2 separate regions of the Homo sapiens genome follow, and region 2 is linked to region 1. Evidence: read pairs that join two places in POLR2A ChIA-PET (ENCODE). Cell type or tissue: MCF 10A. All regions are shown on one strand.

The links. ChIA-PET counts read pairs that join two places held together with the same protein. Peaks named below come from ENCODE experiments on the same cell type or tissue, not always from the same donor. Only the 100,000 strongest peaks of a DNase experiment are listed, where the experiment ranks them.
Region 2: POLR2A ChIA-PET joins it to region 1 with 33 read pairs; 5 of 35 experiments call an interaction of 5 or more read pairs at or near these places.

Annotation. Positions count from the first base shown.
Region 1 is chr1:19,434,604-19,439,603 of GRCh38, forward strand. All of the region lies in intron 1 of CAPZB (capping actin protein of muscle Z-line subunit beta), which reads right to left. Among named protein-coding and RNA genes, the nearest start is that of CAPZB, 48 kb to the right of the region's middle. In MCF 10A, no CTCF peak of the experiment used is centred here; DNase peaks (open chromatin) are centred at 658, 1,688 and 2,318.
Region 2 is chr1:19,637,576-19,642,575 of GRCh38, forward strand. The region is part of intron 1 of MICOS10-NBL1 (MICOS10-NBL1 readthrough); the gene reads left to right. Among named protein-coding and RNA genes, the nearest start is that of NBL1, 4.2 kb to the right of the region's middle. In MCF 10A, a CTCF peak has its summit at 3,374; DNase peaks (open chromatin) are centred at 2,586 and 3,516.

The DNA of each region.
Region 1 (5,000 bases):
TTATACAGAACTTCATTTCAGAAAACATAAGATTATAATGTTTCTAGCCAACGCAGTGGCTCATGCCTGGAACCCCAGCACTTTGGGAGGCCGAAATGGGAGGATCACTTGAGCCTAGGAGTTCAAACCAGCTTGGGCAACACGGTAAAACCCCGTCTCTACAAAAAATACAAAAATTAACTGGGCATGCCTGTAGTCCCAGCTATTTGGGAGGCTGAGGTGGGAGGACAGATTGAGCCTGGGAGGTCGTGGCTGCAGTGAGCCACGATTGTGCCACTGCACTCCAGCCTGGGGGACAAAACACCCAAAAGGCAGGAGAGTGGGTAGCCACAGAACAAGGGGCCTGATAATCAAGTCAGTCAAAAAGTTTTTTTTTTCCTTTCTGTCTCAAAGGAAAAAAAAAAACACACTCATTATAATATGGAATTAAACATATACACGCACACTCTCACTTATGTAAGTTAACATTCCCTAAAGGCATGAGAGTGGGTAGCCCCGGAACATGGGGCCTGAAAATCAAATCAGTCAAGGCCGCTCCTTTTTGGTTCTTTTGGGTAAGCCAAAATGATCTTTACTAGTGGAAACATTATTCCTCCATCAACAGACAAGTTTCCTGAGAGCTGGTGAACATCTTGCCAACAAGACATATTTCGCAAGCTCAAAACCTTTCTTTCCATCCCCAATCAAACGCTGAGTGTTATGTCTCAAGAAGAAAGCTGGCTGAGGAAGGAGCTTAACATCCTTCCATGAGCAAAAAGAATTAAAGAAAGGGAAGCAACAAGTTCCAGTTCCAAAATAGCTTTTTGATAACTAGGAACTAAGCCCAGCCCTGGACAGTATTACTGACTCTCACCACCACCTAAAGCAGGCTCTGCCAAACACAGCACAACAACCAACTGCTACTAACAACTTTCACTAAGCAGGTAGTGCACGGCAGGCGCTGACTTAGGGCTTAAAACACAGCTATAATAGTAATAGCTAAAACTTATTAAGCCATTCTTCTAAGTGCTTTATATGCCAATATCTCATGTAATCTTAAAAATGAACCAAGGAGTTAAGTGCCAGTATCAGTCTCAGATGCAGAAACTGAGGTACGGAGAGAGTGGTGAGCTTACACATTTAAATGGATGGCAGAGCTGGGGTTCAAAGGCAGGTGCATCTGACCCCAGAACCTGTGTGCCTACTCAATACTCCACAGAGCCCAGCAGCTGGGCCACCTGTGCTAAGAACCACTGCCATCTCTTTGTTTTAAAGTCTCCAAAAGAAGAGGAGCGGGTTATTTAGCACCTACTTTTGCACAGTTGAGTCACAAGTGAGGAAGGCAGCACCGCTCTCTAGTTAAGGATACAGGTTGGAAAGCAAGATTGTCTGCATTCAAATCCTGACTCCACCGGGTCCCAGCTGTGTGACCTTGGACAAGTCACTAAACTCTTCTGAGCCTCGAGTTCCCCCATCTATAAATGAGGGTAGTAACACAGTAGTCACCCCTTATCTGCAGTTTTGTTTTTTGGCAGTTTCAGTTACCTGTGGTCAACCATGGTCTGAAAATACTAAGTGGAAAATTCCACAAACAATTTGGAAGTTTTAAATTTCACGCCGTTCTGCGTGATGAAATCTCATGCCTTCCCACTCCATCCTGCCTGGGACATGAATCATCTTTTTGTCCCGCGTATCCACACTGTACAAGCTATGTACCCGTTAGTCACTCAGGAGCCAGCTCGGTTCTCAGATCCACTGTCATGGTGTCACAGTGCTTGCGTTCAAGTTACCCTTATTTTGCTTCATAATGGCCCTAAAACACAAGAGTAGTGATGCCAGCAATTCAGATATGCCGAAGTGAAGACAAAAGGGCTTCTTTAAGTGCAATTTCTCAATTTAATAAAGGAAGGGAAAAACTATATGCGGAGACTAAGATCTATGGTAAGAATGAGTCTTCTATCTAAAATTTTGAAGGAAAAGAAATTTGTGCTAGTTTTGCTGTCACACCTCAATGCAAAGCATATAGGGTTCGATATTATCTGTGGTTTCAGGCATCCAATGGGGGTCTTGGAGTATATCCCCCATAGCTAAGGAGGGACAACTGCTATACATACATTATACTGTTATTTTAAGGATTATGTGGGGGTAATCCTCATTCAGCATCTGGCACATACCTGGGACATAGTCACTGCTCCATAAATTCTACATGTTAAGTCAACAGAAAAGAGGAAGAAACAAGAAAGTAAAAGCATATAATCTAACAATTTCACAACAAAGGCCTCGCTGGCCTTCTGCCAACCTCCAGAAAACAGTGCTGGACTCTGTGTACCCGCAGTGTGGCTGGGACTGCAGACACCAGGAAGACCTTGGGACCTGTGGAGCCTGGATGGTTCAGTTGTCTGAGCCAAGGAGGGCTGGATTAGGCTCAGTGATCGAAGCTGAGCAAGTTTCAGCACATACCTCTACAAAGTGGACGCCCAGGGATGGCTGATATGATGATTCTTTAGGAAGCCAAATGCTCAGTTTCTCAGAAAGGTGTTTTCCTGTTTCATGACAGATAAAAAGGTTTCTCATCCAGACAAATAAATCTGCTGACTGAGAGCTTTCATTAAAAGCAAACAGTCTTGCAATAAGGAACCGTAAGCTAGGAAGGCCTTCCATGAATATATGAAATGTCACAAGTCCTCAGCCTGTGTCTGAGAGTGAGAGAGGGAGAAATTTGAGAAGGTGCTGACCAGCTCAAAGACTGGGATATCATAACCCTAACAACATCCAGTCAGTACATTCCTCACCTACAAACGAAAATCACAGGCAAGGCCACGCACCGCTGAGTCCCAGGAGACACACCTTCCCAAATAAGTGTTTGGGTGGGTTGCTGTTAACTTCCAATAAAGCAGATAAATGTCATCAATTGCTTCCTGTCTTCAGGTCTTGTCAATACAGAATGCTAAGTCCGCTAGCCTCGAAAGCCTGTGTACCTTCCACAGTCTTAAAGACTTGATGGGAAACTGGAAAAGCAATCAGGAACAGAACACCATGGGCACGAGACTCATTCCAGGTACTGTCACAGCAAGATACCCTTCTAGTATTCCAAAGCTAGGAACACACCTCCCCTTGCTCCCGCCAGCCCAGGGAAACCGAATAAGCTGTTTACCAGGGACCCCAGCAAAGCGAGCCTCAAAACTCACCAGTGGGAGAACTTCATGACACAAAGAGAAAACATTGTTGCTTTCATTTGCCAATTTTTAAATACTTAGCTCATAAGTTCTGTGACCAAAACTAATAGAAGGCTCGGGAGGAGAGCTCGGAAAAGCAGAGGGGGTTGTTTTCCTAGGCTCCTTCCTCTAACACGAAGGTGGAAATCAATTCGCTTTCCCCTTCTAACCCTTGAATCCCTGGAGAACGATCGTATTTGGATGGCCTACGAATGCTCAGCTTTCCAGTAGTGCCCCAGACGAGGAATCCATCCATCCAAGTATTGTTCTTACCTCCCACTACCTCCTACGTCAGGGGAGGGGACCGGGCACATGGTTCCGAGGTCATGCTCCTCACTTAGAGGATCGTGGGAATGCTTACGGAAACACTTGTCACGGCGCTGCCAGCTGGAATCGCTGCTTAAGAAGAGGCTGGAAAACTAGGGAGTGCGCGATCAGAGACGGGAGGCTGGGGAGAGCAGGGAGGCAGATGTTGTGTGTTATCACTGAAACAAACACAAGCCATCCAGTTGTGCACTTCAGCTACGTGCGGCTTAGCGTACTTCGATAATGCCTCCAGAAAGTCAGGGAAAGGAAATACAGAGGAAGCTGGGCCTCTCTTCTACCACCTCGAAACTGTCCTGCTGCCAAACAGATCTGGGAAAGCAGGTTTTAATGAGAAAATTCAATTAAGAAATAAACTTAAGTAACCCCATAGCATGCTGAGTGAAGAGAGGAGCCTTTCTCAAGTGTCTTAGTGCCGAGGAGTGGACCAAGGGGCTCTGAAAAATGACCAATGAGGCTTCCCGCCACTCAGAGGAAGCCAAGCTCAGAAAGGCCACGAAGACCATCCTCGCTTAAGCGCGGGGCCAGATTCCAAGGCCAGGTCTGCTCCGCCTCATCCATTTCTTGTGCTGCTTCCCAGTGAGACTCAGCAGAGGACACACGAGGCCACATGAGGTACTCACATCAGGATCTCAGCTCTCTAACACAGGGAGGGGTGCAACGAAGGCAAGGACACAGGTGCTGTGCGTGACTCCCCACCGGGGCCGGCGGGCACTGGGTGGCTCAGAGATCATTAGGAACGGTCGCTCCCTCCCTTTCTCCTGGTTTCCCTTCTGTCCTCTGATAGAGGAAAGTGGCTTAGATCATTCTCACAGGAAGATTAAATCCAGAGCAAGGGAAAGGGATAGGAATCCGTTTCCAATCAATGATGGAAACCAGATTCCCTCATCAGTTGGGATTCATTCTTACATGTTGTAAACATCACAGAGCTCCACCCATGGCTACAAGCGTTCAGGAGGTATGAAGCATGGTGGCACATCCTGGGTGAGAGCTGCCTGTGGCCAAGAAGCCTCCCGGCTTGGGCTGGCCCATCTGAGGGACAGGAAGCAACACGTCTCTTGGAAGTTATCCCCAAAACTCCCATCTCAGAAAGGTGAGATAAAGCACAAGACTGTCCCACTCTTGTAAATGTTCTATATTTACAGGAATAAAGTTTTAAAACCATCTTAGACAACTATAACCTCCTTCCTGTAGAACATACCCATGTACATTTGTACTCATATGGGAAAATATGGTATCAATTATTAATAGTAAAGTATTTGAATTAAAGGTCTTTTGTTCTTGAAGAACCACGGGATCTCAGTTTCAGTGGCCTTGGAGTCCCACTTCCCCCGTATGAAATCCCTAAAGCACTAGGTGTTTTGACCCCTGCTTGATCTTGACTATGGGGAAAATGCACCATGTCCCCAGTCAGCCTGTGTCACGCGGTGCTGGCTGTTTGGCAGCTCTGCCTTACACTGCAGCCTCCAGCACAGAGAGTCC
Region 2 (5,000 bases), 200 kb after region 1:
GGAGGTAGAGCTTGCAGTGAGCCGAGATCGCGCCACTGCACTCCACCCTGGGCAACAGAGCGAGACTCCGTCTCAAGAAAAAAAAGAAAAAGAAAAAGAATTGATTTGCCTAACCTCTAGCCCTATGTATCAATTAAGAAGAGAACCCAGGGCTGCCCATCACCATGGCAGCCTTGTTCACCATATTTACCATGGGGGCCAGGGTGCTGGCAACAGCTTTGTGGAGGACCTGCAGGCGCCAGGCCCTTTCCTGAGAGCCCCGTCCCGGTGCTGTCACACGGAGGCTGTGTCTGTTACCGTGGGGTCAGACAACCACAGCTGAAGGAAACAGTGAATTCAGCTCGGCAGCATGTGGGGCGTCACAGGAAAGAAGAAAACAAGTGAGGAGTGAAGTGCCTTGATTTCCCTTCTTGATTCTTGGTGTCTCACCCTACCTACAAATAGTATTTTATTATTTTATTTTATTTTGTTTGTTTATTTATTTATTTATTGAGATAGGTTCTTTCTCTGTCACCCAGGCTGGAGTGCAGTGGTAAAATCATAGCTCACTGCAGCCTCTAACTCCTGGGCTCAAGAGATCCTCCAACCTCAGCCTCCCACGTAGCTGGGACTACAGGCACATGCCGCCACACCTGGCTAATTTTTAGTTTTTTTCTTTTTTTTCTTAGAGACAGGGTCTTGCTATGTTGTCCAGGCTGGTCTCGAACTCTTGGATTCAAGTGATCCTCCTGCCTCGACCTCCCAAAGTGCTGGGATTATAGGCATGAGCCACTGTATCTGACCCTACAAAGAACATTTGACATTTTTCCATGGGGCCAAGGACCCATGGAGTCCTTGGGGCCTCATTCCTGCTCTCCCGTCCAGGCCAAGACCCTCTGCAATCCTTGACAGCACAGGCTCCGTACTGTGGAACTCACAGTGCATGGCCACCTTCTCCTTCTGAGTCTTCTGAGTCCAAAATGGGGCCCAAGGTTTCCTGAGCCCACCAGCAGGGAGGAAGAGGCTAGAGGACACAGCCCAGGTGGATGGGCTCAAAGTCAGAACACCTGTTTCTGGTCCTGGATGTTCTGCTGACTTGCTGAGTGGATCTGGGCAAATCCTTTTTTCCTCTATGAAAAAGGATAATATAGCTGAGCTCAGTGGCTCATGACTATAATCCCAGCACTTTGGGTGGCCGAGGTGGGCAGATTGCCTGAGGTCAGGAGTTTGAGACCAGCCTGGCCAACATGGTAAAACCCCATCTCTACTAAAAATACAAAAATTAGCCGAGCGTAGTGGCACATGCCTGTAGTCCCAGCTATTCAGGAGGCTGAGGTGGGAGGATCTCATGAGCCTGGGAGGTGGAGGTTGCAGTGGGCGGAGATCGCGCCACTGCACTCCAACCTGGGTGACAGAGCGAGAGTCCACCTCAGACAAACAAACAACCCACCATAGTAACTACCACTTCCTGAGAGCCAAGCGTGTGCCGGCTCTGTGCCTCACATTCACGTCTCTCAGTGAATTCTGGGTGATCCTGGGGATGGGTCCTATTACAATTCCTGTTTTCCAGATGAGGAAACTGAGGCTCAAGAGATGCATTACTGGAGTAAGGTGAGAAAGCTTTGTGCTGAATCCTGGATTTGATCCAGGGCATCTGACTCCAGCACCTTTCCTGAGCTATATATATGAAACCTCCCTGAAATAGCTTTCATTTTATGGAGCACGTGCTATTTTCCAGGAACTGTGCCGAGAGCTTTGCATCCATTTATCTCCTTGAATCCTTGCTCCATCTCATTATAATCTCACCTTAAGTGTCACCTCTTTGCGACGTTTTCTGAGGCTTCTCAGTGAGTTCATACCTCCCCCATCACATCGCCCCCTCTGGCTTAGTTCGTTCATAATACTTTTTCTCCTTTTTTTCTTTTTTTTTTTCTGGAGACAGAGTCTCGCTCTGTCACCCAGGCTGGAGTGCAATGGTGCGATCTCAGCTCGCTGCAACCTCTGCCTCCCAGGTAGCTGGGATTACAGGCACGCACCACCACACCCAGCTAATTTTGTATTTTTGGTAGAGATGGGGTTTCACCGTGTTGGCCAGGCTGGTCTTGAACTCCTGACCTCAGGTGATCCACCTGCCTCAGCCTCCCAAAGTGCTGAGATTACAGGCATGAGCCACCACGCCTGGCCTCTCCTTTTTTTCTTTTAAATAAATATTATTATGATGATTATTTTTCGAGACAGAATCTCACTCCATCACCCAGGCTGGAGTGCTCTGGCATGATCTCGGTTCACTGCAACCTCCGCCTCCCAGGTTCAAGCAATTATCCTGCCTTAGCCTCCCAAATAGCTGGGATTACAGGCACGTACCACCACACCGGGCTAATTTTTGTCTTTTTATTAGAGACGGGGTTTCACCATGTTGGCCAGGCTGGTCTTGAACTCCTGACCTCAAATGATCCACCCAACTCGGCCTCCTAAAGTGCTGGGATTGCAGGCGTGAGCCATCACGCCTGGCTCTTTTAAATAAATATTAAACAACTGAACCTGGAACCTTCAGAACACATTGGTTATGTGAGATCCACTCATCTGTTTATCTGTTGCACAATCTGCCTGGGTGTGGCAGAACATAAGCTCCTTGGAGGCTGGGACCTTATTGGTCTAGTCTGTTGTTGTGTCCTCAACACCTCTGTGCATGTCTGGCACATAACAGGCACAATAAGTATTTGTTGGATAAATGAATGACTCCAGACAACAAATCTATGGAGTACATAGCACTACTAACTGCATTTTACAGATAAGGAAACCAAGGCCCAGGTGTGAAACAACTAGCACAGAGTCAGAGGGCGATGCAGGAACAATGTAAACCCTGAGCCTCCCCTGATGAGTCCGAATGGCTCCTCCCAGCTCCATACCTGGAGGTGTGAACGCTCTCATCTTTATCATAAAAAGAGAGGGACTGTGTACCAACCCTCTGTTCAGTGGGCTGGACTGGGAAGACAGGCCTTTTGCTTGTTTTCATTCTATTTCTCCAGCGAGAGTGCAGAGGTTTGGACCCCCGTTGAGGCCAGACTGACAGGATTAGAGGAAACAGCTGGGCTGAGTCCGTGCCCTGCAGGAGGGAGCTCACATTCCCGGACTCTGGGAGAGAGCAGCTCCCCACAGCTCAGTCACATTCCAGGTCGGTCATTTTCCTGAGCCCAGATGTTTGCTAATGAGCTGGGGAGAGGGGCTTTTAGCCCTGAGCCCCAGCTCTGGGCCCCACATTACCTCGGCCCCAAGAGGCTGGCCCAGGGCCAGGAGGCTCTGGCCTCAGGCCCATGCCCTGTGCCAGCCAGGCCTGTAGGGGCAGCTGGAACACCACTGCCAACCAGGTGCATCTGCTCGAGCTGGGACACTCTGACGTGACAGGTTCTGCCTTTCCCGCTGGGGCCCCTGGGGTCCATCTTCAGTGCAGCATCCCTGCTGCAGCCTGATGGGGAGGAGCACTGAGGCAGCCGAGAGGGTGGAGAGGGTGTGGTGGGCAAGGAAGCATGGACTTTGGTGTTGACAGGTCTGGGCTCAAGTCCAGGCTTTGTTAATCACTAGCAATGTGGTCTTGAGCAGGTAATGACACATTTTGGTGCCTCGATTTTTCTTACCTGTAAAATGGGAACAATGATGGGACTGTGGTAAGGATTAGAGGAGATGAAGCAGACAGAGTGACCAGCATAATGCCTGGCACAAAATGGGTAGATATTACTACCAAGTTACTTCCCAGGCCCCCTGCCCACACTGTAGCTTTCCCGTCACCAGACAGATGGTGACTCAACTCCAAACCCTTTGTCCCTGATTAGGGGGTTGGTGTTGTTCTTGAACCTCCCGGTGTTTGAGAGATGGTGGGCTGCCCTGTCAAGGGCACTGGCTGGAAGTTGTGGCTTCTACTCCTGGCTCTATGTGTGATCTGACCAGCTCATCAGGCTCCACAATTAGCTTTCTGCAATGTGGGAGTGGATTCTTACAAAATGTAGAACTCTACTTTCTACCCTGCTCGGGGTCTGCATGAAAGATGGCGGGGGTAAGCTTTGGCTGCAAAATGGTAAATATTTCCTGAGTGTCTACTGTGTACAGTGCAGTGAGGCTGGTTTCTGCCGTACATGGTATATAGTTATCCAACAGACACTAGCTGGCATGGGCTCTTACTGTGTGACTTTAGGCGAGTTACTTAACCTTTCTCTTGACGTTCCTTTTTTCACTTTTTTTTTTTTTTTTTGAGACAAGGCCTTGCTGGAGTGACAAGCTCATTAGGTTCCACAATTAGCCTTCTGCAATGTTGTCCAGGCTGGAGTACAGTGGCACAATCATAGCTCACTGCAGCCTCAAACTCCTGGGATCAAGTGATCCTCCAGCCTCGGGATTTTTTTCACTTTTATTATTTTATTTGTTTGTTTGTTTATTTATTTATTTATTTGAGATGGAGTCTCACTCTGCCTCCCAGGCTGGAGTGCAGTGGTGCGATCTCGGCTCACTGCAACCTCCGCCTCTCAGGTTCAAGTGATTCTCCTGCCTCAGCCTCCCGAGTAGCTGGGACTACAGGCACACGCCACCACACCTGGCTGATTTTTGTATTTTTAGTAGAGAGAGGGTTTCGCCATATTGGCCAGGCTGGTCTCGAACTCCTGACCTCAAGTGATCCTCCTGCCTTGGCCTCCCAAAGTGCTGGGATTACAAGCATGAGCCACTGCGCCTGGCACTTTTAAAACAGAGACAATACTTACCTCATAGGTTTATTGTGAGAGTGGCAACAGCTTGCAATGGGATGAGGCACATGGTAAGGTGCTCAATATGTGTGAACTATTATAACGGTCATAGTTACCATTAAGGGAAGACCTATCTGTGCTACATTAATGGGGGATAATAATTACTTTATTCGCTGGGCGTGGTGGTTCATGCCTATAATCCCAACACTTTGGGAGGCTGAGGCGGGAGGATCACTTGAGGCCAGGAGTTGGAGACCAGCCTGGGCAACATGGCAAAACCCCATCTCT